Linked DNA regions of Homo sapiens: regions 1, 2 and 4 are each linked to region 3. A link is a loop called in an ENCODE intact Hi-C map of the cell type or tissue named here. Cell type or tissue: Calu3. All regions are shown on one strand.

What was found. A loop is a pair of places that touch in the nucleus more often than their neighbours do. Peaks named below come from ENCODE experiments on the same cell type or tissue, not always from the same donor. Only the 100,000 strongest peaks of a DNase experiment are listed, where the experiment ranks them.
Region 1: it touches region 3 in a loop (2.9-fold over the local background); 4 of 110 quality-filtered maps call a loop at or near these places.
Region 2: it touches region 3 in a loop (2.2-fold over the local background); 3 of 110 quality-filtered maps call a loop at or near these places.
Region 4: a loop joins it to region 3, with 5 times the contacts of the local background. A loop is called at or near these places in 5 of 110 quality-filtered maps.

What each region holds. Positions count from the first base shown.
Region 1 is chrX:82,215,453-82,223,452 of GRCh38, forward strand. No RefSeq gene overlaps it. Among named protein-coding and RNA genes, the nearest start is that of SH3BGRL, 1.0 Mb to the left of the region's middle. In Calu3, a CTCF peak has its summit at 3,130; no DNase peak of the experiment used is centred here.
Region 2 is chrX:81,491,625-81,499,624 of GRCh38, forward strand. LOC105373285 (a long non-coding RNA gene) reads left to right here. Exons shown (of 4, transcript XR_007068281.1): 4 at 6,296-6,672. Among named protein-coding and RNA genes, the nearest start is that of SH3BGRL, 290 kb to the left of the region's middle. In Calu3, no CTCF peak of the experiment used is centred here; no DNase peak of the experiment used is centred here.
Region 3 is chrX:81,953,600-81,961,599 of GRCh38, forward strand. No RefSeq gene overlaps it. Among named protein-coding and RNA genes, the nearest start is that of SH3BGRL, 760 kb to the left of the region's middle. In Calu3, no CTCF peak of the experiment used is centred here; a DNase peak (open chromatin) is centred at 4,512.
Region 4 is chrX:83,631,420-83,639,419 of GRCh38, forward strand. No RefSeq gene overlaps it. Among named protein-coding and RNA genes, the nearest start is that of POU3F4, 130 kb to the left of the region's middle. RefSeq lists an enhancer at 3,593-3,942. In Calu3, a CTCF peak has its summit at 4,028 (motif pointing left); a DNase peak (open chromatin) is centred at 4,002.

The DNA.
Region 1 (8,000 bases), 260 kb after region 3:
ATAAAGCCTACTTTATCATGGTGAATAAACTTTTTGAAGTGCTACTGGATTTGGTTAGCCAGTTTTTTGTTGAGGATTTTTGCATTGACATTCATTCAGGATATTTGCCTAACATTTTCTTTTTGTTGTTGTTGTTGTATCTTTCCAAGGTTTTGGTATCAAGATGATGCTGCCTCATAGAATAAATTAGGGAAGAATTTCTTTTTCTCAATTACTTGAAATGGTTTCTGTAGAAATTTTATCAACTTTTCTTTGTACATCTAGTACAATATGGCCATAAATTTATCTGGTCCTGGGCTTTTATTTGGTTGTTAGTCTACTTATTACTGATTCAATTTTGGAGCTTGTTATTGGACTGTTCAAGAATTCAATTTATTTTTGCTTCAGTCTTGGGAAGTTGTACGTACCCAGGAATTTATCCATTTCTTCTAAATTGTCTAGTTTGTGTGAATAGAGGTGTTCATAATATTCTGGGATGTTTACTTGTATTCCCTTAGCATCAGTGGTAGCATCCCCCTTGATGTTTCTAATTGTGTTTATTTGAATGTTCTCTCTTCCCTTCTTTATTTTTCTATCTGGTGGTCTATCTATTTAATTAAATTTTTCAGAAAACCAATTCCTGGATTTGTTGATCTTTTAAATGTTTTTTTGTTGTTGTTGTTTGTTTGTTTGTTTTTTAGTTTCCTTTAGTTTAGTTCTGATTTGGGTTATTTCTTGTCTTCTGCTAGCTTTGGAGTTGGTTTGCTCTTGGTTCTTTAGTTCTTTTAGATGTTATATTAGGTTGTAAACCTGAAAACTCTCATACTTTTCTATGTGGGTGTTTAGTGCTGTAATTTTTCCTCTTAACACTGACTTAGCTATGTTCCAGAGATTCTGGGTTCTTGCGTCTTTGTTCTCATTTGTTTCAAATAACTTCTTGATTCCTCCCTTAATTTCATTTCTTACCCAAAGTTATTCACGAGCAGGTTGTTTAATTTTCATGTAATTGTATGGCTTTGAGCAATATTTTTAGCCTTGATTTCTAATTTTATTTTGCTGTAGTCTGAGAGTGGTTGGTTTGATATTAGTTCTTTTGCATTTGCTAATTGTTTGACGTCCTATTGTGATTTCCAATTTAGAGTTCCATTTAGAGTTTAGAGTAGCCGTTACTACTAGATGTGTTCAGACAGGGGTTGATATGTGCCAGGTGGCAATGAGGAGAATGTATATTCTGCTTTCTGGGGCTGGCAAATTCTCTAGAAATCTATCAGGTCCATTTGATCCAGTGTTTATTTTAGGTCCTGAATATATTTGTAAGTTTTATGCCTCAATGATTTATCTAGTACTTTTAGTGGGGTACTGAAGTCTTCCACTATTATTGTGTAGGAGTCTAATTCACCTTGTAGGTCTCTACGAACTTGCTCTATGAATCTAGGTGCTCCTGGGATAGATGCATATATATTTAGAATAGTTAGGTCTTCTTTTTGAATTTAAAATATTACCATCATATAATGCTCTCCCTTGTCTTTCTTGATCCCTGTTGGCTTAATTTTGGTCGAACATTTGTATTGTCTGAAATTAGGATTGCAACTTCTGCTTTTCTCTTTTCCACTTGCTTGGCAGATTTTTCTTCATTCTTCTATTTTGAACCTATGTGTGTCTGTACGTGAGATTAAAGACAGCATATGATTGGGTCTTGCTTGTTTATCCAGCTTGTCACTCTGTGCCTTTTAATTGGGGCATTTAGACCATTTACACTATAGGTTAATATTGATATGTGTGGATTTGATTCTGTCATCGTGTTGTTAGCTGGTTATTATGTGAACTTGTTTGTGTGATTGCTTTAAGGTGTCACCGGCCTGTGTACTTAACTGTGTTCTTGTAGTGCCTTGTAAAAATCTTTCCTTTCCATATTTAGTGTTCCTTTCCGAAGTTCTTGTAAGAAAGGTCTGCTAGTAACAGGCATTTGCTTGTCTGAAAATAGTTTTATTTCTTCTTTACTTATAAGTCTTAGTTCGGCTGGATATGAAATTCTTGGTTGGAGATCTTTTTTTTCTTTAAGAATGTTGAATATAGGCCCCCCAATCTCTTCTGGATTGTAGGGTTTCTGTTGAAAGGTCTGCTGTTAGCCTGATGGGGTTCCCTTTTGCAGGTGGCTTGCTTTTTCTCTCTAGCTGTCATTTACAATTTTTCTTTCATTTTGACCTTCGGACATCTAATGATTATTTGTCTTGGGAAGATCTTGTTGTGTAGTATCTCACAGAGGTTCTCTGCATTTTCTTAATTTGAATGTTGGCCTCTCTAGCGAGGTTGAGAAAGTTTTCATGAAAGATATCCTGAAATAAGTTTTTAACATTGCTTACCTTCTCCCTGTCTCTTTCAGGTATGCCAGTGATTTGTAGATTTGGTCCATTTACATAATCCCATATTTCTCGAGTTTTTTTTTTTCATTTGGTTTCATTAAAAAAAAAAACCTTTGTCTGCCTCTCTTATTTCAGAGAGGCAGTCTTCAAATTCTGAGATTCTTTTTTTGGCTTGGTCTATTCTTCTGTTAATACTTGTGATAGCGTTATGAAATTCTTGTAGTTCTTTTTTTTTTAGCTCTATGAGATCAGTTAGTATCTTCTTTATGCTGGCTATTTTGTATATCAGCTACAGTATCATCTTCTTGTAATTCTTAGATTCCTTGCATTGACTGAGTTTTGATGTTCTCGTGAATCTCAATGATCTTCATTCATATCCATATTCTGAGTTCTGTTTATTTCATCACAGACATCTCATCCTTATTAAGAACTCTTGCTGGAAAATTAGAATGGTCACTTCAAGGACAGAAAACTCGAAGACTCTGGCCATTTGACTTGTCAGATTTATTTTGCTGGTTCTTTCTTATGTCTCTGTATGAGTGTTCTTTTAACTGCAGTGTAGATTGACTACATTCAGCAAAATTCTTTTCCCAATGTTTCCAGAGAGCAAACACTTTGCACAGGGTTTTGATTTGAAGCTAACTTGTTATCTTTGATTTCACAGGGTAGTACTTAAGCAAAGTATTTTTGTTGTTAAACATTTCAGATATGATCCAGTAGGTGGCGCTTAAGCATAATTGTCAGTAGGTAGGCTCTTGCTCAATCATGTGACTTCTCTGTAGTTCCTCACAGTTACAGCTGTGCTTTCTTTCAATGCTCTGAAAGTGTGGGCTTCTCTCTCACTTGAATGCTGGCTGCAGATCACGACTTGGCAAACCCAGGCTGCACACCACAGCTCTGGGTTGATCTCAGAGTTCATCTTACCTCCTCAACTTGGAGGCAATAGAGGAAGAGACCTCTAGGAAAAGATCCTCTGACAGTAAATGTGCCCGAGGGTCTTTCACTTTTCTTCTGGAGCTACACTCCAGAGAGACGTAGAGCTGCAATTAATCAGTGTGGTCATCCCAGAAGGAAGGGGTTGCACTGCGGGTCCAAGCCAGGGAATCCCTGCCTGGCAATGAGCAGGGGTGGTAGATGGGACCTGTGGGAGACAGACTGGCCTCCTTTACTTAAGGTAATTGCAGCTTGCTGGACGTGTTAATAAGGCACTTAGGGTCTTTGCACTTTCCTCAGTTTGAGGGGAGCAGGGGCAGTATCACTGCAGAGGCAGTGGCAGATGGGCTTTCAGTTGCCACTGGGAACTCCACCTCCAAGAAACATGAAGCCGTTACTACTGGGAGTGTTCAACCAGGGGGTGGTGTGGCTGCACTGCTGGCCTGAGCTGAGGGTTCTGGTTGTTGTGGAGCAAGTGGTCAAGGGCTCACAGGTAGGAGAGACAGGTCTCTTCTTAATGTGGTGATTGTGGCATGCTGTAAGCTTGGGTGTAGCCCTCAGGCTCTTTATTTCTTCCTCAGAGCAAAGGCAGCAGGGGCAGAACCACTGATGTGGCAATGGCAGAGGAGCTGTTGGTTGCCTCTGGGAGCCTCTCCCCAGGGAATTTCAGAACCACAACAAGTGGGCTTTCTCAGCCATGAGTTTGGTGGCTGTTCTGCAGTCCTGAGCTGGGGTCCCTGCCTGGTGAAGAGTGGGGGATGGGAGTTCCCAGAGTAGAGGGACTGGAGTTCTCTGTATATGTTGGCTGCTGTGCACTTGGGGTGCCAGCATAGCGACAAGGCCCTTTGTTCCTTCCCCTGCCTGTGGGAGCTTAAAAAGGTACCACTGCAGCTGCAATGCTGGAGGAGTTGTGGGTTGATTCTGGGATCTTCTCTTCGGAGAAAAGCTGAGCGCATTTGATTAAAGTGATCAGGTAGGAGCAAAGTGGTTATCCTGGAGTCACAGTTCATGCAGCCCCTCCCAATGAGGAAAAGTAATGTCTGAGACCTGTATGGAAGACAGGCCAGCCACTTTTCCATTAAGCAGCTGCACTGTTCTAGGGGTAGGCACCAGCCCCTTATTCTCACAGACTCTCCAGAGTCTGAAGGCAGCTAAAGCAAGGGCTGCAAGAAAGCAAAGATGACACCCCACCTCTCTCTCTGGAAGCTCTGTCCCAGGGAGGTGTGGAGCTGCTAGGGGCCTGATATTTCCAACTGGTAGTGGGTAGAGCTTCTGGTTGGGACCTCCTGCTGAATGAAGAAAAATGGGATCTGGGACCTGCATAATAAACAGTCTGGCCATTTCTCTGCAGAGTGGCAGTGCTATGCTGGGGATCTGCTCCAGTACTTAGTCACCTTGGACTTTCTAGAGCCTTAAGGCAGTAGCAGCAAAGGCTGCAAAATAGCAAATATGCTAGCCCAACCTTTCCCCTGAGAGTTTCATTTCAAGGAGTTGTGTAGCTGCTGCCAGCTCAAGAGCACTGACTGTGGGTGGCTGGAGTCCCAGGCCGGTGGGTCTTTTCCTGAAAGTTTCCATGAAAGTAAAGCCTGCTTGTCACTGTTGCTCAGCCCCGTGGATTCAGCCCCTTTCCTCGGGCATGTAAGGGATGCTAACCTGCCCCTTTGCTGGAGATGCAGCTGCTATTGCCACAATGCCCAGGGATCCAAGGCTCCCAGGACTCAACGTGTGCCTGAGTGATGGCTCTGCCAAGACTCCACTTAGCTCTGCATGTCAGACTGAAGGCCCTGGTGGAGCAGGTTCACAAGAGGCTTTCCTGACACCAGGGTTGCAAGGATTCGTGGAAGAAATGTAGGCCCTTGGGGTTTCTCACTCACTGTTTCCCTGGGCAGGAAAGCCTCCCCTGTCTCCATGTTACTCCCATGGGGTGGGGGGGTTGGGGGGCAGTCATCCTGTCTTTCTCTTCTCTGTTCTCCATGGGTCAAGTTGTTTCCTTGATAAATTCCAATGCATACGTGCACCTGGATGTTACAGTGGAAGGTGTAGTATTCACTTGCCTAGTATTTCTTTCTATGAGAGCAGGAAACACTAGCAACTTCTGGTTGACCATCTTCCCTCCCTTGAATCTATTTTTTAATAGCTGTACTAATTCAAATTTCAATCAATAGTGTGCAAGATTTCCCTTTTCTTCACATTCTCACCAACACTTATTCATCTTTTTTTAATAGCCCTTCTAACAAGTGTGAGGTAATATCTCATTGTGGTTTTAATTTGCTCTTAATTTTGTTTAGCAATGTTGAACAATGTTTTTACATACCTGCTGGTCATTTGCATGTCTTCTTTAGAGAAATTTCTATTCAGATTATTTCCTTATTGTTTAATCAGGTTTACATTTTTGCCATTGAGTTGTAGGAGTTCCTTATATGTCTGAATATTAACCCCTTCTCACACCAATGACTTGCAAATATCTTCTCTGATTTTGTAGGTTTCCTTTGCTATGTTTATTGTTTCCCTAGCTGTCCAGAAGATTTTCAGTTTGATGTAATCCCATTTGTCTATTTTTACTTTTTTGCCTGTGCTTTCGGGGATAGATATTAAAATAATCATTGCCCACTCCAATGTCATGAAACATTTATCCTATGTTTTCTTCTAATAGTTTTACAGTTTCAGGTCTTACATCTAAGTCTTTCAACCATTTTTAGTTAATTTTTTGTATGGTGTGATATAGGGGCCTAATTTGATTCTCTGCATGTGAATATCCACTCTTCCCAGCACTATTTCTTACAGAAACTATCTTTTCTCCATTGTGTATTTATAGCAAATTTGTTAAAAATCAATGGACTGTAAATGCCTGGATTTATTTGTTGGCTTCCTACTCTATTCCATTCTTCTAGATGTCTTTGTTTATACCAGTACTATGCTGCTTTGGTTGCTATAGCTTTGTAGTATATTTTTAAGTCAGATAGGGTGTTATCTTTAGCTTTGTTCTTATTGCTCCAGATTGCGTTAGCTATTCAGGGTCATTCGTAGTTTTAAATTAATTTTAAAATTGTTTTTTCAACTTCTGATAAAAATAGTGTTTATATTTTGATAAGAATTGCATTGAATCTGTAGATAACTTTGGGTAGTATGGGCATGCTAACAATATTAATTAGTCCTACACACAAACACACAGGATACATTTTCATTTATTTATGCCTGCTTTCATTAATTTCTTCATTGTTTTACAGTTTCAGTGTGTAGGTCTTTCACCACTTTGCATAAATTTATTTCCAAGTATTTTAATGTTTGTGGCTATTGTAAATGTAATTTGCTTTTTGCTTCTACTATTTAATAGTTCAAGGTTAGTGTACAAAAACTCTACTCATCTTTGTATGTTTACTTTACAAACTCCAAATTTACTGAAGTAATTTCTTAGTTTCAACAATTTTAATAATTTCGTATAAAATATCATGTCATATTAAAAAGGCAATACTTTAATTTTTTTCTTTTCAATTGAATGTCTTCTATTTCTCCTCCTAATTGCTTTGGCTATTACTACCAATATTCAAATAAAAATGTTGAGCGTAGACATCTTTGTCTTTTTTCTGAACTTAAAAGAAATGTTTTTAACTTTTTATCATTGACTATGTTAACTGTATGTTTGTCATATATGGCCATTATTGTATTGAGGCACATTCCTTCCAAATTTAAATGTTTTAGAGTTTTTATAGGAAGGAATCTTGAACATTTAACAAATGCTTTTTCTGCATCAGTTAAGGTGATTATTTTTTGGTCATTATTCCTTAACACATAGTACATCTTATAAATTTGTGTATGTTAGACCATTCTTGAATCCTTGTGATAAATTTTACTTGATCATGGTAAATTATTCTTTCAATGTGCTGTTGAACTCCATTTACTAGAATTTTGTTGAGAATTTTGGCATCTATGTTAATCAGGGATATTGAACTGTAACTTTCTTTCCTTATAATGTCACTATCTGGTTTGTGTATCAGGGTCATGCTGGCTTTGCAAAAACAGTTTGGAAGTATTCCTGCTTTCTTAATTTTTAGAAAAGTTTGAGAAGGTTTGGTATTAATCTTTCTTTAAATGTTTGGTAGAATTCACCAGTGAAACCACAAAGTCCTGCACTTTCTTTGAAGAGACATTTATTACTGATTCAGTTTTTATACTCATTATTGGTCTGTTCAGATTTTCTTTCTTCCAGATTTGGTCTTGGTGGGTTGTACTGTTTCTCAGAATACAGTCATTTCTTTCAGGTTATCCAATTTTTGTTATATAATTGTCCATACAAAACTCTCATGTTCCTTTTTACTTTTTGTAATATCAGTTGTAATGTCTTCTTTTTAATTTTTTAATTTACATTTTCTTTCTTTTTATCTTTGTCTACCTAAGATTTTTTTCATCATTTCAAAAAATAAATTCTGCTTTATTGATTTTTCTATCGTTTTTCTGGTCTTCATTTTATTTATTTATTCTCTGATCTTTATTATTTATTTTTTCAATTAACTTTGGCCTAGTTTGTCTTTCTCTTTCTGGTTCCTTGAAGTACAATAGCAGGTTGTTTATTTGAGATCTTTCTTCTTTTTCAGTGTAAACATTTGTTGCCATAATCTTTTCTCTTAAAACTACTTTTAATGAATCTTATTTGTTTTTGTATATTTCCATTTTATGTTTTCTTAATGCATTTTTAACATTCCTTTAATTTTTTTTTGCCCATTGGCT
Region 2 (8,000 bases), 460 kb before region 3:
AACCTTTAGATAGAACATTGTCTTTCTAATATTTCAGTTCCAAGAAATATCTACTGGATGATACTTGAGTCACTTAGCTCATTTTTATGACTATTCTGGCCATTGTAAGCTGTTTACTGTTCTCTAGTTTATATGTTGTCTCAGTATACCATCAGTGGCCAGTCCTCTCAAGATGATAACTCAGCACTCTTAACCAATGACCAATATCTTTTTTAGGAAATGAAGGTGAGATATCTAAAATAGGCAAATTCATAGAGACAGACAGTAGATTAGAGGTCACCAGGGGCTGCGGGTAGATGATGGTAGTGAGGAGTTATTACTTAATGGTTATGAGTTTCTGTTTTGGGTGGAATAAATGTTTTGGAAACAGATAGTAGTTATGGTTGCAAAATGTTGTGAAAGTAATTAATGCCAAAAACTGTACAATTAAATATGGTTAAATTGACAAAGTTTATGTAATGTATATTTAAATACAATAAAGAAATCATCTCTGACCAACAGCAAAAGAAAACTAGGTATGAGCTCATATTGCTTCTTTCTTGTGCACCTCTGTGTTCAATTGTCCTTTTCTCTTTTTTGTCCATTTTACAGATAGTGCGGCAGATCTCACCAAAACTAGAGGCTGCTCAAATTGTGGTAGATCCCATCCATACAAGTATCCTCCTTGCTGCTCCCATGTAACCTAAAGGCAGCTCTCACCAACCTAAGGGGTGGCACAGGCAAGAACAGAAACACATATCAAAGTCAGAACAGGTTAAACCCGCAATCCTTTGTTAGTTCTCTCATCAATAATAGACTTCTTAAGATCAGTAAGTTCTACCCATGATTGAACTTCTGGTACCCTTAATGGCCAGCTAAAAGATAATGCCTCTCTAAAACTATTTCCTCTGTATTATTAACTCCCTATGACACTGCACACACCCTTACCTCAGCTCTTTTCAACACTACCACTGGCCTTCATCCCTACCATTCTACTGTTCCTTTGTGAACAAATCTCTTTACATTCTAAATTCTTATCACAGAATAATTTCTCTTCCTTTGCTTTAAAAAACATTGTTCTTTCACAGGATAAATAAAAATATTCCCTAGTGGATGCTATCTTTAATTTCACCATTCATATGGAATTGGACTGTGATGTGGAGATGGGATTCTCTTCACGTTTCAATAATTATTCTTTCCCTTTTATGTAAGAAACATCTCTTATCTTGATGTTTATACCACTTGATGATGTCAGTGCTATGCCCCTTTTTATAGTGCCTTGTTTGGAATGTAGAGGGTGGAGTAAAAGGAGATGTTAAAGATAAACTCTTCTATTTACTTTATCTTAAAGAATGGGTTACCATTATTTATCTAACCACTCACTTATGAAGATCTGATGTGATACCTTCTTTTCCCTTACTTTTATGTAATTCAATTAATTGCAAAGTAAAGGTTTTTTTTTTTTTTACCACTAAAGGTACATGTTGAATCCTATGACTTTTTCTATCATATCAGGAAATTTGTAATAATGCCACCATGATGCATTGCTTCTAATACAGAGTCCTTATATTTTTATCAATGTCTCTAATCTCAATTTATTCTATTTAACTATATACTGTATTCTTTCTCTTTAACTCAAAATATGTTTAACTCTATTCTAACTTTAGAATTATTTCACTTCATCCTTATGTTGTCTTTTTATTCACAGATTCAACAGATATTATTGATCATCAACTATAATCTAGGCACGGTGACAAAAACTAAGCTTGATATCTTTATCTCTTTTCTTGTTTTTCTTATCTGATACCTAGATTTGTATTTTATTCATTTTTTAACCTTTCATTTTTACACATATTGTCTTATTAATACACTCATTTGTTTCAATTATTGTCTTTAGGTATGTGACTCCATATCTATACGCAGCTCTTCTCTTGAGTTTCATGCTGTCATTTCAAAGTCCCTGCTTAATAACCTGCTTGGATAGTCTCAGAGAAACTTCAAGTAAAATATGTAGTCTGAATCAGGTTGATTGCCTGATAAAACAAATAATAATTTCCTAGATTCCAAATAATTTTAAAATGTTGGAACTATCAGACCAAAACTTTTACTTATTTATTTATTTATTTTTTTGCAGATTGACGAGGTAGACATTTATTTCTAGCAATTATCTGAGAATGTATAGGGTAGTGACAAGATATTCATTTACTTGTAGCAATTACCCTACATTTGTTGGCTGAAATAACTTTATATACTTAAAATTTTTTTCTCTATGTTTATTGTTCTTAAAAATTGCATTGAATTTAACTAACTGGAATGTCAAATTGTTGATGATACACCTCAGAGGATAAGCATTGTTGAGGTTGGAATAGGCATGAATCAAGAATTAATTCTAGTCCCTAATTTCCATGCAGCATAGAACTTATAGTTCATTGAATTCATTATAAATTAGTTTCAGTTTCTCCTAACACTGTTGATTTTATTTTGTGATGGAACTCTTATAATATGTAAATTATTATCATGATTTTGAGTATATTTTCTTTATGAAACTTTTATTTATTTCTACTTTTATTTTCTTCTACTTTTATTTTGGGTTCTTGGGGGTACATGTGCAGGTTTGTTACATGGGTAAATTTTGCGTTGCTGAGGCTTAGTGTATGAATGATCCTGTTACCTAGATAGTAAGCGTAGTATATAATACGTTGCCTTCCAGCCCACACTCTTCTCCCACTCTCCCCTCTCAAGTAGTCTCCAGTGTTTATTGTTCCCATATTTGTGTCCACGTGTATTGTGGTATTCGGTTTTCTCTTCCTGCATTAGTTCACTTAAGATAATGGCCTTCAGTTGCATTTTTGTTTACGCAAAGGACATGATTTCATTTTTTGTGATTGTGTAGTATTCCATGGTGTATATGTGCCACATTTTCTTTAACCAGTCCACTGTTGATGGGCATCTTGGTTGATTCTATTGCTGTTGTGAATAGGGCTGTGATGAACATATTAGTGCATATGTCTTTTTGATATAATTATGTATTTTCTTTTGGGCATATATCCGCCAGAGGGATAGCTGCTTGGAATGGTAGTTTTGTTTTAAGTTCTCTGAGAAATCTCGAAACTGCCTTCCACAGTGGATGACCTAGTTTACATTTTCACCAGCAGGATATAAGTGCTCCTTTTTCTCTCCAACCTCGCCAGCATATGTTGTTTTTTGACTTTTTAGTAATAGCCATCTTACTAGTGTGATATTCTATCTCATTGTGATTTTGATTTGCATTTGTTGAAATGTGATTGACACACAAATGCCATACATATTTAATGTATATACAACTTGATAAGTTTGGAGATAAGGATACACTTGTGAAGTCATCACCACAATCTATGTCATAAACTTATCACCTCCAAAAACCTCCTCCTGCTGTCTTTACTTATTATTATTATCATTAGTATTATTATTGATAATATAAGAACACTTCACATAAGATCTAAACTCTTTGCAAATTTTTAAGTAAACAATACAATATTGCTAACTATAGGCACTATACTGTACAGTTAATCTCTGTAATTTATTTATCTTGTGTAACCAAAACTTAATACCCTGTAACATAACAGCTATTCTGTGTTCCATGAGGTAGAGGTAAACATACTTGCCATAAATAGAAAGATAGACGTTATCGGAGAAAATATAAAATATAATACAAGAACAAAATGGAATATTTAGAACAAAAAGTTCAATATCAGCAATTTTAAAAATTGACATAGGAAAGAATCAGGGAAACTAAAAAGAAAATTACTAGATCACCAGAAATTATCCAAATTGTAAAAGAGAGAATAATAAAAATTGAAAAAATGAGCAATGGGACTTGTGGAACACTATCCAAAAGTAATTAGAATTCTAGAAGAAGAGAAGGAGATTGAAGTGGAAAATTTATCTGAAGACATAATGACCAAAAACCTCTCAAATGTAGGGAAAAGCATACATTCACAGATTTAAGAAGTTCAACAGTCTTCAAATAGAATAAATTCAGAAGAGGCTATGTCTATACACATCACAATTAAACTGCTGAAAACCAAAGCTAAAGAATAAAACCTTTAAATCTTCCCCCCAAAATAATAAATTACACACAGTGGAACAAGAGTTCAAACATTGTAGAAGTCTCATCAGAAACTATGAAGTCCAGAAAACAATGGAACAAAATCTTTGAAGTTAAAAAGAAAAAAAATGTCAACTGTGCATTCTATTTTCCTAGCACATCAGGAATGAACAATGGCATTTTCAGATGAAGGAAAACTAAGAGATTTCATCACGAATAGAGCTACTCTACAAGAAATACTAAAGTTATTTGTGAATATCAAAGAGAAGCTTGAATCTTCTGGAAGGAAAGAAGAACAACTGAAATGGTATTTATCTACCAAACTATAAAAGACTATTTTCTCTTAAGTTCTTAAAATATACACAACTTTGTAAAGTAAATATAACATAGTCTGGTGTGGTTTTCTGTGTATGAAAACATAATTTTTTGACAATTGTAGCAATAACATCAATAAAGAGAAACTAGTTGCAAGATTTCTACATTTGGGGTTAAATGGCACAATATTAACTTTAAGTAGACTGTGAATTGTTAAGTATGTTTATTGCAAATCATCAATCAACCACTGAAAAACCACACACAGGGTTATAGTAAACAGGTTCATATAAAAATAAAAATAAAAGTATCCAAATATTTTAAATATTTAAAAAGAAAATAGAGAAGGAAAAATAGAGGAATAAATAAACATAAGAGACACAGAGAAAATAAATAATACAATGGTTAGCATGTTCTCACTTATAAGTGGGAGCTGAACAATAAGAACACATGGACACAGGGAGGTGAACAACACCTACTGGCCTTTGTTGGGGGCAGGGGGAGGGAGAGCATCAGGGAAAGTAGCTAATGCATGTGGGGCTTAATACCTGAGTGATGGCTTGAGAGGTGCAGCAAACCACCATGGCACACGTTTCCCTATGTAACAAACCTGCACGTCTTCCACATGTATCCCTGAACTTAAAGTAAAATACAAATTTTTAAAAAAGATTTATAGTTGAAACCTCTGTTAAGCCTTGTAGTTAAGCAAGGCTGATAATCCCAGCAGTCAAAAGGACAGACTGTTTTGTCTATCTGGTTTATTCCTGTATTCCCAGAGCCTACGGGAATATGATATATTCAATGTTAAATAAATGTTGACTAAATGACATTTTTGTTACTCCAATAATAATAATAATAATAATAATAATAATAACAACAACATGATGGTTAACCTAAAGTAAAAATATTACTATTTAGATTACATTTTAACGGTCTAAACCACGTGTGTTCAACATTTTTTCCCTGGGCCACATTGGAAGAATTGTCTTGGGCCACACATAAAATACACTAACGCTAACAATAGCAGATGAGCTTAAAAAAAATCTTGCATAAGTTTAGTTGTATCTATCACCATAGGTAAGCAAAAAAAAATCTTGCATTCAAAGGGTTGGACACCCGTGCAAACACTTAATTAAAAGGTTGCCATTGACAGAGTGGAAAAAAGCAGTACTCTACTATATCTGTCTCTAAGAAACACACTTTCAATATAAGTATATAAATAGATTAAAGGTAAATATAGAGAAATGATGTCTTACAAATATTAAGCATAAGAAAGCTTGAGTGATATTTTAGTATCAGACAAAATATATTTCAAGACAAAGCAGGTTACCAGAGATAAAGAGAGACACTTCATAATGATAAATATGATGATGTATTAGGAAGCCATACAATTATAAATGTGTATGTGCATGCTGAAAACAGAGCACACTAAGATAGAATATTTGCATAACAGATATTAGACACAAGACTTGTGTCTGCAATATGTAAATATATCTTTCTACTCAATAAGAATACAAACCATCCAAAAAGGAAATGGGCAAAATATTTGAATACACGATGCAATCATGAGCCAAGTAATAAATTTCAGCCAAAAATAGACCACATACATGACAGTGGTTCCATAAGACTATAATAGAGCTGAAAATGTTCTTATTACCTAGTGACATCCTAACCATTGTAACATCACAGCACAATGTATTACTCATGTGTTTGTGGTGATGCTAGTGTAAACAAATCTACTGCACTGCCATTGATATAAAAGAATAATATAAAAGTTATGTATATATATAACACCTGATAATGATAACAAATGACTGTTACTGGTTTATGCATTTATTATACTATATTTTTATTGTATTTTAAAGTGTACTCCTTCTATTAATACTTATAAAATAAATTAACTGTGAACCTTCTCAGACAGATTCTTCAGTGATATTCCAGAAGAAGGCATTGTTATTATACAAGAAGAAAGCTCCACAAATGTGATTACCCCTGAAGATCTTCTTGTGGGACAAGATGTGAAGAGGGAAGGCAGTTATATTGAATATCTTGAACCTGTGTAGGCCTAAACTACTATGTGTGCTTGTGCCTTGTTTCTAATAATAAAAGTTAAAAAGTTTAAAAAAATAAAAATTAAAAATAGCAAACAAATCTTATAGAATAAGGGTATAAGTAAAGATATTTTTGTGCAACTGTACAATGTGTTTGTGTTTTCAGCTAAGTGTTATTACAAAAGAGTCAAAAGTTAAAAAAAATAAAAAGTTTATAAAGTAAAAAAGTTGCAGTAAGTTAAGGTTAAGTTATTATTGAAGACAGAAACTTTTAAAATTTAGTCTGGTCTAAGTGTACAGTGTTTATAAACTCTACAATAGTGTACAGTAATGTCCTAGGCCTTCACATTCACTTACCACTTACCAATTGACTCATAGCTACTCCCAGTCCTATAAGCTCTATTCACGATGGTAAGTGCTTCATGCAGGTGTATCGTTTTTTCACCTTTTATACCATATTTTTATTGTATTTCTTCTATGTATAGATACATAAATATTTACCATTGTGTTAAAATTGCCTACAGTATTTAGTACAGCAACGTGCCATATATGTTTGTATTCTAGGAGCAATAGGCTATATTATGTAGCCTGGGTGTGTAGTAGGCTAAACTATCAAAGTTTGTTTAAGTACACTGTATGATGTTCACACAATGAAAAAATAGCCTAAGGATACATTTTTCACAATGTATCCCTATTGTTTAATGACACATGATTTATACATAAAAATATATATAAATAGCCAATAAACACAAGAAAAGATGCTTAAAATCATTAGTCATTAGGGAAATGTAAACCAAAATCACAATAAGATACCATTACCTGTCCATTAGAATGTCCAAATTTTTCTTTTAAAGATCATTCCAAATTCTGTCAAGGATGAAAAGGAACACTGATACACCGTTTATAAAAATGTAAACTGGTACAGTGACTTTGGAAAACAGTTTGGCATGTCCACATGTTGTTAAAAATACATTTACCATATGATCTAGTGATACCATTGGACAGTATTTACTAAAGAAGAAAGCATATTTTCATACTTGTATATGAATATTAATAGCAACTTAATCTGTAATAGCAAAAAACTGGCAACTATCTAAATGTCCATTAACAGGTGAATGCATAAACAAATTGTGGTATTCTCACAATGAAATACTACTCAAAAAGAAAAAAAATATTGACATACATGACAATATGAATAAATATTAAAAGATTTGATTCATACTAAATTATAGAAAATGCAAACTAATCTCTAATGAGAGAAAACACATTAGTACTTGTCTTACACAAAATGGATGTTATGTGTCTGAGATGTACTAACTCAGTTCTAGGTTCTACATGTCCATCAGTGAACAGTACAAATGAGCTCCATACAATCCTGGAACTTAGTGCACTAAGCAGTGGAAGAGGCAGAAAATAAACAAATAAGCAAAAGTAAGCAAAAAATTACAAATTGTGGTATACTACTGTGAAAGAAAATAAAAAAATGAAGAATAGATAATACTGTGGGATGCCAGGACTTACTTTAAATCTGGTGGTCAGGGATACATTTTCTGAGTAACTAGCAGTAAACT
Region 3 (8,000 bases):
ATGTTATTGATATATGTTCCCAAATCATGGGAAGATCCTGTAATTCTAATATAACATAGTGTATATTATCAGTAATAATTATAATTGTTATGTTAAATTATTATGTGCCACAGAGGTAAAAATTTCCTTGTCAATTCTGTCTTTGACTATGCCTACCCTAAAACTTTTGTCATCCACAGACAGTTGTTTTCTTGTTTTGGTCCTCTTTAGAGGGTGGTTTCATAATCAGCTAGAAAACTCTAACAGATGCTCTTGAATGCAGGTTTCTGATAGTTTTGGAAATTGTAATATCAGAAAAGAGAAAAAACTTTTGGGACTCACCAACAGCTGAAATGTTCTTGAATATCAAGCAGAAAAGCAATTAACTGCATGAAGTGAACTAATAAAAGACTGAAGTAATCTTTTTAACTTTTTGCTTAAAACATTGCTGATCCTTTGTTTTGTTTTTTCATGGTCAAGGAAACTTTTTTTGAAAAGTATTTCTTGGCGCAGAAAGGCAGAAAAGTATATATGTGTATATATATTATATATATATTTATACATATATACCTTTTATATATAAACAGTATATATATACTTTTATATATATATATACACCATATATATGCCTTTTATTTTATATATATATATATAGTTTAAATATTTTTAGTAGCTAACAATGAGGGGTGGACAGTAGATAAGAACAAAGAGTTTATTCCATGTAAACAGTACCTCTCTCTTCATGGAACCACCTTGAATTGTGTTGTCTGTGTAGCTTCCCTGGGATCAGTTAAGCAAAAATAGAAATGGTTAAAGACATGCTAATCATGCTGATTAGAAGAAATAGATTATTAAAGGGAATGTGGTCTGCTGCTCAACCAAGTCAGAGTGAGTTATTTCTCACTCAATTCTGACTGGTTTAGGAGATATCTTAATAACTGCTGGATAAGTTTCTCTGAAAATGTGAAAAATCATATATCTGGTGACTTTTTTCCACTCACATTATCTTGACTCTCCCTCTATAACTTTTTTTTTTCATGAACATTATCTCACCCACAGATGACAGGTAGGCTTGGTATCTAGGATGAAATCATCTTATACCTACTGAGGTAAGTTTGTAGCAATGTTATTTTAGAGCTAGGTGGCTACATTTTATGACATTATGTCCTGACTCCTGGAATGGGGTTGGGAACAACATGAAATTTAGAAGCTACTGTTAGGTGTACCTAGGAAATGGCCTGGTTGTTCCAATTGTGCCCTTGGATTAAGAGCATCATATCAAATAAAGCAATCACAGAGTTGTAAACATAAGCCCTCTCATAGGTTCAGAGCAGGAACTCTCAATTGCTTGTTACTAGATAGGACATAGGGAGGATGAGTGATAGATAGCTAACGACAGAACTATGGCCTAGAGGAAAGAAACCATATTTGAAAATACAAGTGGGGAATGATGCTTAGTAATCCTGTGTGTTGTGATGGCCTTTGTGGGGATGGACTGATGAGGCGAGAAGAAAGCAGGGTCTTCCTGAACCTACTCGTGAAGCCGTAGGCATTCTTGACATTTCCACCCTTGTGACAGCTGGTGGAAGTTAAAGAAATCACAGATTAAAAACAAACAACAACAACAAAACAGAAGTGACTTGTGAATACCTGGCAACATTTCTTTTTGTTGCATAAGTGCAAAAATAGAACTGTGAATAATGAATAGAAATGAAAAGTAATTACATATCCAGCACAAGGAACAATAAGTTACTCCAAAAATGGAAATGACTACTTTACACAGTTGTGAGCTAACTGCCATTGGAAGTGTTTAAGCAAAGACTACCAATAATTATCAGTGATGCTATACATTTGTTGAGTGGTTGGATGGATGGCTTATTAGTTTGTTCTCATACTGCTGTAAAGAAATACCCGAGACTGGGTAATTTATGAGAGGTTTAATTGGCTCATGGTTCTGCAGGCTGTACAGAAAGCATGATGCTGGCATCTGCTCAGCTTCTGAGGAGGCCTTAGGAAACTTGGAATCATCCTGGAACGTGAAGGGGAAGCAGGTTTGTCTTACATGGCTGGAGCTGAAGGAAGAGTGGGGAGGTGCCATATACTTTTAAACAGCCAGATCTCCTGAGAATTCACTCGCTATACAATACCAAGGGAAGATGGTGGTAAACCATTAAAAATTGCCCCCATGATTCAATCACCTCCCATCATGCCCCATCTCTGACACTGGGGATTAAAATTTGACATGAGATTTGGGCGGGGACACAGATTCAAACCATATGATATATCCTTCTTACTCTAAGACAATACAATTTTGAGGAATATACCTGATGAAAATAATTAAATAATGGATTCAATTAAAGCATCAATACAATAACCACTAAAGAGAATCCATGTTTCTACAGTCCATAGTCTATTTTCAGTCCTCTTGTTATTTGATTTTTTAGGAGCAGTGGACACAGTTGATTACTCTCTAATTCCTGAAATACTATATTCACCTGACTTCTGGGAAACCACTCTCCCCTGGACTTCCTCTCATTTTTCTGATTGTTCCTTCTCAGGATCTTTCTGAATTCTCCTCAACTCTCCATCTTGCAAGCATTGAAGTGCCCCAGCACTAAGTTTTGGGTGTCTCTTTTCTACTTACAGTAACTCCCTTAGTGACTTCATCTAGGATCATGGTGTTAAATGCCATATATATTATGACTCTTAGATTTATATCTCCTGTCCAGACCTTGCTCTGAACTCATGACTCATGTATTCAGCTGTTTACTGAGCATCTCCAAATGCATGTCTTAGATATCTCAAAAGGAATGTGTTTTTCCACTTCCAGCAATATGGACTACCCATAATTTTCATTATTCATTACACTAAGCGCAGCTGAAAACCCTTGTCGTTATATATATATATATATACACAGATTAGGAAGGCTCTAAAAGGTAGAGAAAAGAAGACAGAGCTATTAGGAACTTCGGGATGTGAAGAGGTGATACCTGGAAACATCAACAGGAGCAAACAACAATCAAAAAGTCTTAACAGAAGTCTGTCCTCTCTAGCAAAAGGACCAGGAAAATGACAGCCTAGCAAGATAGAAAAGATTTAGGTAATATTCATTCTATTTTAGCCAAATGTCACAAGAAAATCCTGTGGCCCCACTCTATCCACTTAAGCAAAGGCCAAGTGAGGAGCCTAGAGTTCAATCCTCAGGAGAACATAATGAGGCTCCCTAACACACCGATAGAGAATGAGAAAAAAATTGTCTAATATTCTCTTGACTCTCTCTAGCTATATAGCCAAACACCCATGCTTTCTGTGGTTCAAGCCCCAGGTCCCAACGTGAGTTTCAACAATAAATTTCCTTAGCGGTGACAGAAAAGAGATATGAATAATTTTTGAATAATGCAACAAAATTCAGACATCTAAATTTTATTCTCTTCCAGGTAATCAATACGGCCATCTCCTCAACTTATTCTCATGTTTCTGGCAATGCTTCAGTCACCCTTGAAGTTTTTTTTCATCTTTTACAATTATCTTGTGAGCAAATGATAAACCACTTTTTATTGTTTTAATAAAGTTTCTATCAACAGACAAACAGATAAATCTTTTTAAATATCCTTGGTGTTGATAAATATTTATCCTAGAAACTATGCTTGAATATTTAGAAATTCTAAATTGGATTTAGAATTCAATATGCTGAATCATATAGGAGCTCAAACTGAATAATGCATCCGTGGATCAAAAACATGGTATTACCAGAAAATAATAATGGATTTTTGGCTCTGACTACACTTTCAAAAAGGAAGTTTTGAAAAGGTTCACAGCATATGAGTGTAGTTTTTCAAAACAACTGTTTTGAAGAGGACAGTATTTCTTTTCTTTGTGGGTACTGTGTGTGTGTGTGCGCGCGTGTGTGTGCGTGTGTGTGTGTGCGTGTGTGTGCGTGTGCGCGCGTGTGTGTGCGTGTGTGCGTGTGCATGTGTGTGTGCATGTGTGCGTGTGTGCGTGTGTGTGTGTGTGTTTTAAGCTCCTTTATTACACATTTACAGTTTCCTTGCGAGTTTCTTCGTTGCACCAAAGCTTTCAACATCTGTACACAAGAAAAGACACTGTGTTTGGAAAGAATGAGCCCTGTTATGAGAAAACTTCTTTCAAGATTTCCACAGTTTTCAATTTCCTTTTTTAGCTAACTTTTGTCTACATACATAGGCGTACAGAAAGTGACATAAACAATTTCGTGTACATATCATTTCTGAATATCTGGTATTTGAACAATTTTGCAATGCTTGAATATATGTATGCACTCTTTGAAAATCATTATCTCTTATTTGTGTCTAGAATCTGTAGCCAGTAGTACTGCTTTTTAGATAAGCAGTACGATTCATGAAAATCTTGTTTCCTAACATTGTTCCTATAAATAAAATGTTGGTTGACACAGATTCATAAAGTATTTGGTAATTCTTTGTTGACTGCTCCCTTATGGCTAGATAGGACAGAATTTCTTTCTTCTGACCAGGAGAGGGCACTGGTGTTTCTTGAGTCAGCAGCTCCAGGGTAGAGAGCTAAGGGAATTTAGAGAGGTGTTTTCTTCATTTCTAGCACTCTAGCTACTTTTTTTGTTGTTGTGAAACTTGCATTCATAATACATATGAATAGCTTAACAGGAGAGCTTGACAGGAGCTAGGAATCCATTAACAGTACTTCTGTGTGTCAATTATAAGGAAGACCTTTTGCTTGACTTTAAGAGCTCAGCCATCTACACATTTGCCAGAGTGGAAATCAGGTTAGATCTCAGAGGCTCCCTGACTTTGTGCCTTGTTTGGGAGGGATTGAGAAAAGTGTCTGGGAAAACTTGCCTTAACTGGACTAAATGGCAAGAGGCATCAGAGTACTTTAGAAAGAAAATAAATTGTAAGTGCCTAAAGTATTCTACATGCTCTGAGTATTTAACTACAGTGCTTTTTTTTTTCTTAATACGTGGTCATTTGGAGTCACTGGTCTGAGTTCAGATAAGCACTTTTTAGGCTCAGCTGGGAACTTATTAGGTGAGAAAGCTGAGATTCTGTTTTAAAAAGTCACCCTTCTGTGCTTCAGATGTTACACTTATTGCTTAGCACCATGTTTCTAAGTGGGTGCAAAAATCAGAATGTGCTTTATTTGACTGCTGTTATTAACCCAGTGGAAAGACTCTTGCATTTCAGACAATGGAGAATTATTAAGGTCAACTCAGGGTGTACGTGTAGCAGGCAAATGGTCAGCTGGTGAAATTCATGGGGAAAAATCCTACATTTTTTCTTATTGTTAAAATCACCCCTTTAAAGAACTCTTTCTCCAAAATTGTCCTGTGAAAATGCAAATATTTGACTCAGGAGAAATACATTAACAGTTTAGTTAACTAAAGATATGTTTTATTTTATTTTATTTATTTATTTACTTATTTTTTTGTGGGGGAAACGCAGAAGGCAATGCGTTTGGAGCACAGAACACTGCATGGAGTCATAAGGCCTAGGAGGCTTAGTAGACTCTGGGCAGCCTGATGTAGCAGGGACAGATTTGATGCCTAGTGATAGATCTGAGGTATTGGTCAGGAGAAAGCCCAAGGTAAATTTTGTTTATACTTGTCCAGGCTTCCCCGACAACTGCTCCTGTACAGCACCACCTTTTGGGTACTATCCAATGCAATTTTAGATTTTTTGAAACTTAGGTTATTGACGATGATTTCAATTATGGTCCATTTCTGAGTAAAGAATTTAAATTTCGACTTGTCCTTCCTGATTTCAACGGGGCTTTTAAATGTTATTAAAGTATAAGTAAATACCATGTAAATGAAATTATATATAGAGTAAATGAATGTCATACTAATTAGAACACTATATAACTTGCTATATTATTAATTACTATATTATTACTATCTTTATAAACTATATTACCTGTCCTACCTACCTCACTGAGATGTCATAGGGTCACATGAAAGAATGAATATGAATACACTGACAAATAAAAATTACTATACCATATACAAGGTTTATTGTTTCTGTTGAGGCTTGAGATAGTTTGTCCATGAGCCAAGGATTACAAAAGGCAGCCAATCTTATAGGAAAAAGAAAAACACACAATACATTTATATTTGAATCCATATTGTGTGATAGACACCTTTGAGATCAGTTAGTAAGAATATAGCCTGAGATGAGTGTGAGTTCTACAAATAGCATTCTTGCTAAATTGGTTCTACAACAATGAAAACTATGGCTATAGCAACAAAATAATTTACAAGGACATGTATAACAAAGGAAGGACAGTGGAAATTGGAAAAGAGGAAGCTTTATACACTTAAGTAAGACCTATTTTTTCTTTGGGAGACCTAACACACAGGAAGAAACAAGTAAGCTTCTATTGTAACGTTTTGCTTGCAAATTAATTTCAAAACTAGTCTTTGACAGTTTTCAGTCATTGAAAAATATTATACACTTCCTAGTGCCACAGAAGAAGGGCTGTAATTAACCAACTCCAATGCATACCTTTCTGATTGATAACCTGAGGTTGCATGAGTTTGTGCTGACAATTTACAAATAGCTCTGTTAAGACCTATGTGCAGTAGCTGTAGATGCACAGCCATTAATCATAGCCATCAGCAGGCCTCCTGGAGTGGTTTACAGCAGCTTTTAATGTATGTTTTGCTAATTGAAAGTTACAGTGGTGCTGTAAATTCCCAGATGAATAACTACTTCTGTGTTGATTGCCTGTGGAGGAAAATCCCTCTAAATTTTCCTCTGGAAGGTCAGTTTAAAAATATGAGAATGATACTATTACCCACTTCTAAAGCCTCCAAAACTATAAAATTCTGTCTTAGTTTTTTTTTATCTTTTAAAATCAAGGTAAAACAAACGAACAAACAAACAAACAAAAACAAAGTGAAATGTCCCAGAATGGTGTAAAATTACAATTTTATTTATCTTTCCCTAAAACTATACTTAAAATGGTGTCCTTTTTTGTACAGACGGCTGTTGTTTAGTTCATTTTTGTGTGTAGTTACTTGACACAGACCATTTTTCCTGCCTCTCAGGTGGCTCATGTAGAGAGATTCTTGTTCATTATGCAAAAATTCTTTTTAGTATCACAGAGGCATAATCATCAGAAAACCTGAGAAACTACTTACCCAATAATCAAATTTTGGATTTTTGTCACTTTCATTACATTTTAAGAAACTTGCTTTCATTGAGTTGCTTTCTTGGCCTTGATTCATAAACTTACAAAGGACGAATGTTGCTTTCAGAACGACATCATTAAGAAGTAGCACCTAGTCAGAAAGTGATATTCTCCGACTATTAACACTAGAATATTGATCATATTAATCAGACCCTTGAAAAATGTATAAAGAATCATTAATGATAAATCCATAAGTTGACAGTATGTTTAATTAGAAAATAACAATTTGTATTTTCTACATAGTTAATGGTACTTTTATTAAGGGGACTTAGAGAACTCAGTTATCATTAAAGGGGAGAGTTACCTAAGGTCAATAATATGAATCCATCCTAAAGTGCCTGTGTTTCAGATGTTATAAATTCTTATCACTTTAGTCAACTTAGTTGTACCAAGTAATCTATATATGAAGACAAAATTTGTCTTATTCCTTATACCAACAGAGCCTAATGTGTGTTACTTCCCAAGGTATGATGAAAGGAAATGTTGAAACATTACATACACCATAACATTAGGTATGTTTTAGCACACCGAGTCACTTACCAGTGACTGAATCACTTTAATAAAAATCAATAGTTTTCTTTACTTAGTACATATTTTTTTCACATAGAGTCACATATTTACTTCCAAAATCTCCAGTTTTTTTAAGATCTTAGTTAAAAGTACTTGTTAAAGTTATAATTTAATTATCTCCCTGAAATATAATTGTGGTTTACAATTGATGTTGTGTCAATGCAAATAGTCACAAAATATGTGTCCCTCTATATGTGTTTTACTGGTTTAGCAAAGCTAAGGGAAGCTAAAGTTAAAAGAATTCACGTGAT
Region 4 (8,000 bases), 1.7 Mb after region 3:
CGACCCCTGTAGAGGCCAGCAGACCAAGTAGTGCTCAGGTCAGATTGGCCACATCTGATGGGTAAGACCACCCTGCAGAGTTCAGGATTGACAGTTCCCCTAGGGCTAAAGTCTCCTATGGGGACAAGTCAAGCCTAGGGTCATGGCCGTCTCTGGATGTGCTCTGCTAGAGATGCTCTCACACTAATCTCTCTGTGCTCCACATCAGCCTCTATGCTGCCCCTACCATTTCTCTAAGCAGCAATCTCTGCCACTCGAGTGTCCATAGTGGTCGAAGTATCTCCTCCTGCTGGAGTTCCAGAGGCCAATGGTGAGAATGCGTTGTTCCTTGCTAATTCAACTCACCTATTCCCCTGAATCCAATGGGGGGGGCAGGAAATGAGTCCAGGTGCACAATAGCCCCGTGTAGAGTTCCCATATTCCTGCCCGTTCAGCCCAGCTTCTACGACTTCCCTCCATCTTGGTGCCTTCCCTCTGAAGATTTGTTAGAAGTATGCTAGTAGTCTGGATCCCTCCCTGGCAGTTGTTCCACCTTGCTGAGTCTAGTCAGCCATCTTGGCATAATCTGAGGCAAGTAGTTTAAGACCAACCAGGGAACCATAGTGAGACTGTGTCTCTACAAAAATGAAATAAAACAAAATAAAATAAAATAAAAAATAGCCAGGGATGGTGGCATGCAACTGTAGTTTTAGTTACTCAGGATGTTGAGGTGGGAGTATGACTTGAGCCTAGATGTTTGAAGTTTTAGTGAGCTATGGCTACACTGCACTCCAGCCTGAGTGACAGAGTGAGACCTTCAGGAAAAGAGAGAGAAAGAAAAAAGAAATGAAAGAAAGAAAGAAGAAAAGAAAGAAAGAAAGAAAGAGAGAAAGAGGAAGGAAGGAAGGAAGGTAGGAATGAAGGAAGGAAGGAAGGAAGGGAAAGAAAGGCCAGATTCTAACACAGAATAACCTGGCATTTATTGCTGCTCAACACTTTCCAAATCTAATTTGAAAAGCTTATATTTATAGTGAAGTCCCTGAAGGGGACTTCCCCTTGGATGCTTTACAATCGATTTCTGGCTTAATCCAGGTCACCAGAGAATTGTTAATCTGGACTGCTGGGCAACTTTATTTTGACATAGTATAGATCAATAATATCTTTTACAGACATTTTGTCATTAAGGCATTGAATTAAAATAAGGGGAATTATTAGAAACAGCCTTTAAGAAACAAATTGCTGGATTTATTGTCAAGGTCTTGTTGATACTGCTCACAATGTCCTCTTGAAAACATCTCATGAGAGACTAGTTATCTGATGTTAGTAACAATATTTGTTGTTAAGATATTATAACTCATACAGTTGATAGGGTTTCCATCTGCACTGACAGCTCGAAAGTTCAGAATCAAATTTGCGGCTCAGGTTTAGCAAATGTGAAAAAAAATTTTGGCATACATTTTACCTCCTAACTTCATTCAGATGCTCTTCATCCAGCCACTGCTATCTCTTCATTTCTAAATCCATAAACTCTTTTCTAGCTTTGTAGAGACAGTTTGTGTAGTGGTTATGATCATGGCCTCTACATTTAAGTAGGCTGTATTTAAATCTACTTTTTGTCACTTACTATGTAGCCTTGACCTAGTTACTTATATTCTCTATACCTCAGTTCCTCCATCTGTCCAGTGGATATAATAATGGTACATACCTCCTAGGGTTGTTATAAGTATTACATTGGGGTAATATATGCAAAGTGTTTAGAACAGTGCCTGACACCCGGTACTATTAATAACCCAATTTCAGGGGATGCCATTTACATAGAATGTAGCATGAATGATGCTTTTTAGATTTGGACAATGTGATGACTCTGCTGATACATAGTGAGTACTCTATAGATGTTAGCCAATGTTATTGCTCTCACATGTTCATAGACTGTGCAGTTTTAATGAAAGAAATAAACCTATTTCCCTCACTGTCTCCACAAAAGAAGGTGGGCCCACAAAAACCCAGGTTGTAAGAAAACTTTCTAACACTTACTTCTAAGGCTACCTCATCTCTAAATTCAGCCAGCTTCAATCCCATTTTGTTACACTTTGTTTTCTACCAGGCCGTTGATTTGGGAACAGTATGTGACACCAAGTATTATATGTAAACATAATGCCAGGTAGATCATCTTGTTGAACATACGTGTTCATGTGTTGTTATGGTAGAACGATTTATATTCCTTTAGGTATATATTCAATAATGGGATTGCCAGGTTGAATGGTAGTTCTTTTTTAAGTTCTTTGAGAAATTGCCAAATTGCTTTTCCCAATGACTGGACTAATTTACATTCCCATCAGCAGTGTACAAACGTTCCGTTTTCTCCAAAACCATGCCAGCATCTGTTATTTTTGACTCTTTAATAATAGCCATTCTTACTGGTGTGAGATGGTGTCTCATTGTGGTTTTGATTTGCATTTCTCCAGTAATTAGTGATGTTGGGCATTTTTTTCACATGCTTGTTGGCTGTGTGTGTGTGTCTTCTTTTGGGAAGTGTTTGTTAATTTCCTTTGTCCTCTTTTTAATGGGGTTGCATGGTTTTTGCTTGCTAATCTGTTTAAGTTCCTTATAGATTCTGCATATTAGACTTTTGTCAGAGGAATATTATGCAAGTATTTTCTCCCATTCTGTATGTTGTCTGTTTACTTTGTTGATGACTTTTTTTTTTTGCTGTGCAGAAGCTGTTTAGTTTAATTATGTCCTATTTGTCAATTTTTTTTTTGCAATTGTTTTTAGCATCTTCATCATGAAATCTTTGCCAGGTCCTATGTCCAGAATAGTATACCACAGGTTTTCTTCAAGGGTTTTTGTAATTTTAGATTTTACATTAAAGTCTTTCATATATCTTTAGTTAATTTTTTAAATGGTGTAAGAAAGTAGTCCTGTTTCAATCTTCTGCATATGGCTAGCCAGTTATCCCAGCATCGTTTATTGAATAGGGAATCCTTTATCCATTGCTTGTTATTGTTGACTTTGTTGAATATCAGATTGTTGCAGTTGTGTGGCTTTATTTCTGGCCTTTTTTGTTCCATTGGTTTATGTGTTTGTTTATGTATGAGTATCATGCTATTTTAGTTACTGTAGCCTTGTAACATGGTTTGAAGTCAGGTAATGTAATGTTTTAGGTTTGTTTTTTTTTCTTAGGAATGCTTTGGCTCTTCAAGCTCTTTTTGGGTCCTGTATGAATTTTAGCATAATTTTCTCTAATTCTGTGAAGAAAGTCATTGGGAGTTTGATAGGAATAGCATTGAATCTGTAAATTTCTTTGGGCAGTATGGCAATTTTAACAATATTAATTCTTACTATCCATGAGGATGGATTGTAGGGACCAGCCCTACAGGGTCTGTGGGTTTTTCTACTCTTGTGCGGAAATGAGAGATTGTAGAAATAAAGACACAAGACAAAGAGATAGAAGAAAAGACAGCTGGGCCTGGGGGACCACTACCACCAAGACACGGAGACCAGTAGTGGCCCCGAATGCCTGACTGCACTGCTATTTATTGTATACAAGGCCAAAGGGGCAGGGTAAGGAGTGTGAGTCATCTCCAATGATTGGTAAGGTCACGTGAGTCATGTGTCCACCAGACAGGGGGCCTTTCCCTTTTAGGTAGCTGAGGCTGAGAGAGAGAGGACAGCCTACGTCATTATTTCTTCTATGCTCTTCTCAGAAAGATTGAAGACTTAAATACTTTCACTAATTCTGCTACTGCTATCTAGAGGGCGGAGCCAGGTGTACAGAATGGAACATGAAAGTGAAACAGGAGTGTGACCGCTGAAGCACAGCATCACAGAGAGACGGTTAGGCCTCCAGATGGCTGTGGGTGGGCATGACTGACGTCAAGCCTTCCACAAGAGGTGGTGGAGCAGAGTCTTCTCTAACTCTCCTGGGGAGGTCTGCTAAGTAATGAGTGCCTTCCCTAGGCACTGACGCTACTGCTAGACCAAGATCAGCTAAGTAACGGTTGCCTTCCCAGGCACTGGCGTTACCGCTATACCAAGGAGCCCTCTAGCGGCCCTGTTCGGGCATGACAGAGGGCTCACACGTCTTCTGGTCACTTCTCACCTTGCCCCTTCAGCTCCTATCTCTTTATGGCCTGGTTTTTCCTAGGTTATAATTGTAGAGAAAAGATTATTATAATATTGGAATAAAGGGTAATGCTATAAACTGATGATTAATAATGTTCATATATCATCATATCTATCTATAATCTATTTCTAGTATAACTATTCTTATTTTATATATTTTCTTTATTATATTGGAACAGCTTGTGTCCTCGGTCTCTTGCCTTGGCACCTGGGTGGCTTGCTGCCCACAATGGACTATTTTTCCACTTCTTTGTGTCATCTTTAATTTCTTTCAACAGTATTTTGTAATTATTTTCACGGAGATCTTTCATCTCCCTGGTTAACTGTATTGAGTAGGAGTGGCTAGAGTGGGTATCCTTGTCTTGTTCCATAAATTCTCAATGTTTTTGTAAAATGAAAATAATAACATGTATCTCATAAAGGCGTTTTGAAGGTTAAATATAAAGTACCTACAATAGTACCTAATACACAATGTACGACCATTATTAATGTTACTGGGAGAGGAGATGATTAACAGCTTATTGCAACCAGGCAAGATACAAATGATTCCATATTCAGACAAACACATCTATAATTATTAAATAAAGCTTCTGGTCTAGAGTAGAGTTTATATGCTGGAAATCTTCTCAGGGGCATTATTACAATGAGGATCTGAAGAATGCATTCCAGAAAATTCTAAAAATGTCTAAACCACTTCAACTCTTTGCAGTTCTCCCAACCCCAAAGATCAAGGCAAACCAACTCCTGGCAACCCAGTGTTCGTATTGTGCTTTCTGCAGGGTGTAACTGAAGAGAAGTAAAAAATGTCAGTGTGTGTTGAAAGATTACCTGGGGCTCACCAAGTTGCTTAGTATTCTCTCACCTATATTATCGCTTTCAGGAATGTTCTTAGATAAAGATGTAACCAAATTTTTTCCTATCTTTGTTGTCTATCTTCAACCTACTCCTAAATGTTCCCTCCCTCATCCCTTCAGCTGAAAGATGCACTACTAATTTGGGTGGTTGCTAATTAAGATCTTAAACTGTGATCCCCTCTCCTGGAGTATGTGAGTTTTCACAGTGTACAAAAAAAGATACATACACACACACATACGCATACACACGCCACTCAAAACTTTTAACATGTAACAGAATGACATTATAATGATGAAATGCATATAATATTGTATATAAGCATATATAAGTAAATGTAATTCTACAAATATATCTGTTTGCACTGCTGTTATATAAATGTGTCTGACTTTGAACAGAAATAAAATAATTTCTAATTTGAATGCTATCTGGAAGAATCTCCCACTGAATAATTGAGAGAAGTCACTTAATCTACAGTTACTTCAATGTTTCACTGTCAAATGAATCCCCCCTCTTTAGGTGGATGCAAAAGTAATTGTGGTTTTTGCCATTAAAACCACGTACATTGTGTATCAGGTACTATTACAGGCACTTTAATATTTAACCTTCAAAACACCTTTATGAGATAGTTGTTATTAAAAGTAATGACAGGAACTGCGGTCACTTTTGCACCAACTTAATACGTGTTCCTAAGAAGCTGCTGGGGTTCAAATTGCACACTTGCTGGCACACTGGAATTTTGCTGTCAAAATATTTTATGCCTTCATGTGTGGATTACGTATGATCCAAATAAGAATGTCTACATGAGAATGCCACTCCCAAAGCAGCCCACACCTGAGGTCTGCTATAGCATTTGTCCCTTTTCATTTGTTCTTCATGATGCACTGACATTTGTCATTCTTATTCAACCTCAATGACTCTCTAGGCTGATTTAGAATTAATAATACAAACTGTTTCTAGGACTGCTGTAACACAGCTGTTTATTTTATCATTTTATAGAATTAGAGCCCTAAATATTTTTGCTTAAAAATAAAATGAGTGTTAATTTTGGAAATATACAATTAATTCTGCCTTAACGTCCCTCAGGGTGTGTTTGTGAGTGCACATGCCCACACTTACATGCACACATGTTGTGTGTGTGTACTTCTAAATAGATAGAAACAGGCTTCCACACGTAGTCATGCATCATTTGACAATAGGTATATGTTTTGAGAAATGTGTTAGGCTATTTCATTGCCCTGCAAACATCATAGAGTGTTACTTCCACAAAGCTAGATGGTATAGCTTAATACATACCTAGGCTAATATGGTATAGCTTATTGCTCCTAGGCTACACACCTGTATAACCTAAATAGCATGTTACTGTACTGAATATTGGAGGCAATTTTAACACAGTGGTATGTATTTGTGTATCTAAATATAAACAAACAAAAAGTACAGTAAATATATGGTATAGAAGATTTAAAATGGCGCACCTGTCTAGGGCACTTACCATGAATGGAGCTTGCAGGACTGGAAGTTGCTCTGGGTGAGCCAGTGAGTGAGCGGTGAATGAATGTGAAGGTGTAGGGCAATACTGTTCGCTAGTGTAGACTTTATAAACACTATACACTTGGGCTACACTACATTTACGTTAACAACTTTCTTTCTTTATTAATAAATTATCACTTGCTTACTGCAACTTTTTAACTTTATAAATTTCTTAAACTTTCTGACTCTTTCGCAATAGCATTTACCTTAAAACACAAACACATTGTACAACTGCACAGAAATATTTTATTTGTTTATATCTTTATTCCATAAGCTTTTTTCTATTTTTAGTTTTGTAACTTTTTAAATTTTTTGTTAAATGTTAATACACAGACACACACATGAACCTAGGCCTGCACAATATCAAGATCATAAATAACCAATATCACTGTCCCCCACCTCCACATCTCATTCCACTAGAAGGTCTTTAGGGGTAATAACACACGTGGAGCTGTCATCTACTATGATAACAATGCCTTTTTCTGGAATATCTCCTGCACACCATGCCTGAGGCTGCTTTACAGTTAACGTTTCATAATAAATAGAAAAAGTATACTCTAAAATAACAATACAATGTGTAGTATAATAAATACAAAACTAGTAACAGTTGTTTATCATTATCAAGTATTACAACTGTACATAATTGTATGTTCTATATTGTACTTTTATAATGACTGTCAGTGCAGTAGGATTTTTTTATGCCAGCATCACTACAAACACATGAGTAATGTGCTACACTGTGACATTACAATAGCTACCATGTCACTAGGTGACAAAAATTTTTCAGCTCCATTATAACCTTCTGAGACCACTGTTGTAATATGTGGTCCATCACTGACTGAAACATCGTTATGCAGAACATGACTGTAATTATGAAACGTTAAATTTATTGTATTAGTTTTCTAGAGTAATCATAATGAAGTGCCACAAACTGGATGACTTAAACAACAGAAATTTATTGCCTCATGGTTTTCTGTCTCACAGGCCAGAAGTCTGAATACTAAGTGTCTGCAGGTTATTTTGAATTTAGGATCATTTTTTTTTAGTTATTTCTGTTTGCTTTTAAAAGTTTACATATTTTCCTTTTAGCAGTCTGCATTACAGCAGACTTCACTAACAGTTTTCCTTTAGGTTTTTAAAATAAAGTACAGGAAATGTCAGCACAAGTTAGTGTCATTTATTTTGAAAACTCAAGCCTCGATGTTTTTTTTTTTTTTTTTCCTTAGCTGTGCAGAGACCCCCTTAGGATTAGCTTTCAACAGAGCTTCCATTCCAGGCCCGGAAGAAACCTTTGATATTAATGTCAGCCCACTGGAAAAAGCTATCAGCATTCCACTAAAAGTTACAATGCTGAGTAATTCAGGAGAATAACTGGTCAAATCTGGTTGCCAATAGACTACTAAGTCTTCCTTAGTGACAGCTTTGGAGAAGTGCTGGGATAATGTGGTTGCCTCTATTTTTAGGTACCAGTCAGTCACTGGAAAAGGACATCTGTGCATGACTTCTATTTTATC